2 separate regions of the Homo sapiens genome follow, and region 1 is linked to region 2. Evidence: chromatin contacts called from ENCODE Hi-C data. All regions are on one chromosome and are shown on one strand. The core of a region is the stretch at or near the end of the contact, and the rest is flanking DNA. Distances in the headings are between cores, read along the strand shown. Region 1 holds the start of PRUNE2 (prune homolog 2 with BCH domain). Region 2 holds the start of PCA3 (prostate cancer associated 3).

The links. Hi-C counts contacts between places; a loop is a spot of excess contacts on that map. Pooled maps may share reads with other maps.
Region 1: a loop to region 2 is called in a map of sigmoid colon, with 5 times the contacts of the local background. The contact joins the promoter of PRUNE2 here to the promoter of PCA3 in region 2. A Hi-C loop is called at or near these places in 3 of 168 maps with a recorded cell type or tissue (ascending aorta, prostate gland and sigmoid colon) and 6 of 50 pooled maps.

The regions. Positions count from the first base shown.
Region 1 is chr9:76,904,793-76,907,575 of GRCh38, reverse strand. PRUNE2 (prune homolog 2 with BCH domain) reads left to right here and starts at 1,462. Exons shown (of 19, transcript NM_015225.3): 1 at 1,462-1,648. The coding sequence starts at 1,613. RefSeq lists a silencer at 1,333-1,392.
Region 2 is chr9:76,763,182-76,765,881 of GRCh38, reverse strand. It overlaps PCA3 (prostate cancer associated 3), which reads right to left and starts at 1,444. Exons shown (of 4, transcript NR_132312.2): 1 at 1,327-1,444. All of the region lies in intron 6 of PRUNE2 (prune homolog 2 with BCH domain), which reads left to right.

The sequences.
Region 1 (2,783 bases), core at 213-2,712, 140 kb before region 2:
GATCAGCAGCATCGGCAAACCCTGGGAGATTGTATACATGGACATTCTCAGGCCCATTAAGCCACACCTATTAGGGCTAAAATTCTAAGGATGGGGCACGGAAATCTGTGTTTCATCAAGCCCTCTAAGTGATTTAGATACATGTAAAGTTCATCGAGAATCAGAGCATCACACCTGAACTGCACATTAGAATCACTTGGGTCACTTTCCACAGAAATGCTGTGGCCCCATGCCCAGAGATATTAATTTAATTGGACTGGGATAAAGCCCTGGTATCAGTACTTTCTCAAGTCTCAGGTGATTACGATGTGATTTTACTGTGCAGTCAGGGTTGAGGCTACTTCTGTAGAACAGCTGAGGCTGGGGGCTAGGACAAGGGCTGGAAGGATCTTACAGGTGGTGTGCAAAAGCCCAGAGGTCAGAGAAAGCCTGATGTAGTGTGTTTGGGGACCGGACAAGGCTACATACAACAAAACCCCATGATTTAAAATAAGGTTTGTAGATATAAGTTCATTTGTTCATTGTAGTACTTCTTAAACTTTAACAAGCATAGAAATCATCTGAGGGTCTCATAGAAACACACAGATTCTGATTTGGTAAGTAGGAGCAGGGGACTGAGGTTCTGCATTTCTATAAGATCAGCGATGCTGATGTTGCCGGTCTGCAGACTGCACCTCACCTTAGCAAGGTTCTATTGCCCCAGCTTTCCCTGAGGGTACATGTCAGTGGATGGGAACTGCAGAAGGATGTATCTATGCATTAGTCCCAGGGCTGACATAAGGGCACCTAGTTGGGGTGAACTGTGGATGCCCATTGTTGTGTGGACATGTTTTCATGGTAGGGAGGAAAGACGCAGCCTCGCCCAACCTCCTAGCCTGCTCTTCTGATTATTATCCATCAAGGTCGTACTGCTTTTAGCTCAGCAGTAACTCCCCTCTTTCTCTCCTCGTCCCTCCCACGCCAATCTAGCTGAGTGCCTCCCCCGGCCAGGCCAGCCGACCAGATCATTAAGTGACCGCCGGAGTGCTCCGTAACGCGCCAGCCAGCCAGTGAGGCGCTGGGCGAGGCGGGGGCTCTCCTGGGACCCGTCTCCCTCTTCCCACCTTCCCCCGCTGACCGCGGCGGTGCCTGCGGCAGAGCCTCCCTCTGCAGCAGCCCCTTGCACTTGGCTCGCACTTCTGGGCGCTGTCCATGGTTGCAGCAGCTTTCGGCGCGCCACGTCAGGAGGCCGCAGCACGGCCCTGCGATTGGCGGAGGAGCCCCTCGCCATACCCCTGCACCTCCGCCCACGCGCCACGGCGCCCGAGGCGCGTGCCAGAGAGCGTGCCCGGCGCGCCCCGGGGCTCCTGGGCGGCACACCCACTTTCCTTATTAGGGCAGAGTCGGGTGCCCAGAGCCGGCGGCCGGGCGAGGGGTGGGGCGGGGAGCCCTGGGCGAGACGGTCGAGGGCGCAAGCACAGCCTCCGCCGCAGCCGCCTCAGAGCGGCAGGAGGGAGCAGTCGGTCGCTGCGCCCCGGCGGGCCACTTTCCCGGGACCCCGCTCGTCTTCCTTGGGCCGAGATTTTCCACTGCGCCCCTCCGAGTACCCGGGTTCCAAACCCCTAGCCACGACATGGAAGAATTTTTGCAACGCGCCAAATCTAAACTGGTAAGTTGAGTGAGCAAAGCTGTGTGTGTGCGCGCGCGCGTATGCTAATGGAAAGGTGGAGAGGAAAAGGTGTTGCAGCAGAGGAGGAAGAAACAACTTTGCCACGGAGTTATCAGGGTGTGCGGGTTGTCTCCTGGAAGAAATCTCAGGAACTCTGGCTCTTAAAGCTGGCAATCTGTCTCCAGAATCCTCCACCGCAACCAGACGAGGTGCAGAGCTGAAGGAGGTTGTGGCCTGGCTGAAGTTGGGTCGCTTCAGTCCAGCTTCGGTCCCTAAATCAGCAGTTTGCTCCTGAAAGCTAAGGGATAAATGGGTGTGGTCTTCCTTGAGATAAAGAGCCCAGCCTTCTGCAGATGCATTACGTGTAAGTGTAAAAGGAAAAAAAGAGACCCTTAGAACTGTACTTCAGCTGGAGGTGACAAAAGTGAGGAAGTCAGGGTGCTGGGTAGCAAGGACATGTGTGGTACTGGAGAATCCACAGAATAGAGCTTGCTCCACTGCAGGAGTTAGGGATATTCTAGTGTGTCTTGTGTCTCGCTAATTCCTGTTCACATCTGTAAATTGGGGCGGAGGCAGAAGGGGAAAGCTCTAACTGTTGGTGTTCTGGAGTTTACCAGATCATCGTTCTCCCGGGAGCAGACCTGTGTGTTAGCCCATGTTTACCATATCACTGTCCAAACAGTGAATGGGCAACTCCACTGTGTATGTTAACAGTTGCTACACATTCTGAAACAACAGACTCTAGCAGTTTCTTAATTCCAAACTGTTTTGGCTCTCCAGCACAGCAGTAATAAACATAATGGAAATGTTTCTGTTTTGGCAGAAAAAAAAAGAAAAGCCTGTACTCATTTAGAAGCAATATCTTTAAAGAACTGTAAAAGCACCTTTTACAGGCCTGGCATAGAAAGAAATGCATAATTTATGATGCCTTTAACCTTTAAGCCTTCATAGAAGCCAAAATGTAAAGTCTGCATTAAGGTAATGTTTTAATCACAAGGCAGGATATTTGCAGGGTTATTACTGTAACTCATTTACCCTCGCACAACAAAGGGAGTGCAGGAAGGGAGGGCCCAAAGATGCCTGAACCACCATTCAGAGTGCAGACGGAAGTGTGATCCTTACAATGGTCTAACTG
Region 2 (2,700 bases), core at 195-2,694:
AGGTTAGGCCTTCAGTCAAGAATTTTAAAGCTGGATCTTAGAGGTTATCTAAACTAACCTCTCCATTTCATAGATAAGGAAAGTGAGTCCCAGAAAAGCACTGGTTTGGACAAGTTCAGAAAGCTAAACAGTGACTGTGGATGTATGATTCTGTCTCTTAACTCCTAATCCAAATGTCTTCTCACTAGATAAGGCTGTGCCTTCTACATTTGAAGGCTCAAACCCCATGGATGGATGGAGGGAAGGATGGGTGGAGGGATGGATGGATAGATGGATGGATAGATAGTTTACTCATTCATTCAGTTATGCAAGAAAGATTGAGCCACCTCCCCATCAGACAGTGTGCTAATTGCTAGAATGCAATTATGAGAGCTGTTTATAGTGCCTGTCTCTATTCTGTATGCCTTCCTTACCTCAGTTGAATCCAGGGAGGTATATAATCCCACCATTCTATTGAAACCCCTCATCAAGATCACTAGTGACCTCTGTTATCAAATATAAGGACTATTTACCTATTCTTATCTTTCTTCATAGCATTCAAAACAATTGACTACTTCCTTCTCCTTGATGTCTATTTCATCTTGGCTTCTATGGCATCGTTTTCTTCCAAATGCCCCCCACCTGCTGGAAGCTCTGTTTCTGTTTCCTTTGCTGGCTCCTCCTCTTGTGTTTAACTTCTACATGTTGGAATTCCCAGCTTGGTTCCAGCTCATTGACTTTTCTCTAACTGCATGTCCACTCTAAGTGGTTATATGTTAATGTCACGCCCCCAACAAATGTACATCTGCTACTGAACTCAAAACGTATATCTCTAACTTGCCTGCTTGATATCTCCATTTAAATATCTAATGGGTATCTCAAATTTAACATGTGCTAAACAGAACCTTTGACTTTTTCTCTAAATCTGCTCTGCATCATTCTTCTCTCTCAGTATAGTTAGTCAGCAACATTAAACAAGTGTCTTCTATGTGCCAGAGTCTGTTGTAGACATTGGGGTTACAGTAGTGATGAAACAGACAAAAATCTCTAATATCAAGTACCTTCCATTCCAGTGGAGGGAGAAGGATCATGGAAGCCAAGCAAATAGCTTGTTCACTCCAAAAAGGCCTAGGCCCAGCCACCACCTCTCACCTTAACCATTGCAATAACTTAACTGGTGTCCCTGCTCCTACCCTTCTGCTGTCCTATCAACACAGCAACCAGAGTAATTTGTATAAAACACAAATATAACAGAAACACAAAACCTCTTCCCCAACTTTAAACCTTCTAGTCACTTCCCATAGCTCTTTGAATAAAATTCCAAACCCATTCCCATGGCCTACAGACCTCTGTATCATCAGGTCCTTCCCACCATGCAGATCTTCCTGGTCTCCCTCGGCTGCAGCCACACAAATCTCCCCTCTGTTTTTCTGATGCCAGCTTCTCGGCACTTGCTATTTCTTCTGTCTGGAACACTCTGACTTCAGAATATGAAAGCAGGTGGCCACTCCCATCATGCAAGAATGCCAACCCACATACAACCATACCATTTCTCAGATTTCCCAGTTTAAACCTTCCTTCTGTCTCATCATGCTCCTTCCCGTCACACTATGTTGACACGTTGCTATTAAAAATTATCTTATTTATTTATTTATTTATTTATTTGTTTGTTTGTTTTCTGCCTCCATGCACTGAAATGCAGCTCCATGAGAGCAGTGACATGTCTGTCTTGTTGGCTCCTATATCACTGGTGCCTAGAACAGTGCCAGAAACACAGGAGTTGTTCAGAAGTATTTGCTCTGTGAATCAACGAATCAATGAATGCATTGTGAATGAGGTTATTGGTCCTACCCTTGCCCAACAAATAATCTTTTAACCCTAACGAAGTTGAGATCCACAGGTCAATTCCTAAGGTGCTCCTCTAGTGAAGTCTTGTCCAAATGTGAGTTCCCATCTTTACTAATATCTTTCAAACAGTGTAACTCAATCGAAGTGCTTAGTCCATGGCAACTCATTAAATTTCCTTTCCTCTTTTATTTATTGACTCATGGGCACCTCTCACTGTCTAAACACAGAAGAAAGCTCCCTCTTCCCCATGCTTCCCCATGCCCTTTATCCCACTCCCTCTTCCCCACTACCCCTCTCCTTCTCCATATTGGGCCTCCCAGCACTTCCTGTCACTGCCATACCATTCTCCTCCCCACCTGCTCTTCTGCAGTATCCACCAACGTGGCTTTTAATCTCTCAGTCCTCAGAGAGCACAGGAGAGGCAAGGAAGCTAAATAGACGACACCAGATCCTCTCTTGGGGACGGGGGATATGAAACTTCATCTGTTCATTACTTTTGTGTCATCCCAGTTCATTGGTAGAACTGGGCAAGTACACCACCAGCTTGTGTTTGAAGTGGTATTACGAGTATGTTTTCTCCAGGAGAGTAGAGAGTAGTTGCGTCTAATTCAGACTTGGGGTGAGCACTCCCAGAAGCACGCCTATGCTTGTTATGGCTCACTTAGATGACTACACTTACTGCAAAGCCTATTAATACTTAAGCCACATAGTATACCAGGTACTGTACTAAGTCCTTTAAGGTAACTTATTTAAACCTCACGTAACTCTGTGACACCAGTAGTCCTGCTATGATCCCATTTTATGGATGTGGCAACTGAAATTAAGTAACTTGCTCAAGATCTCATGACCAGTAATTGACTTGACTTCCAGTGC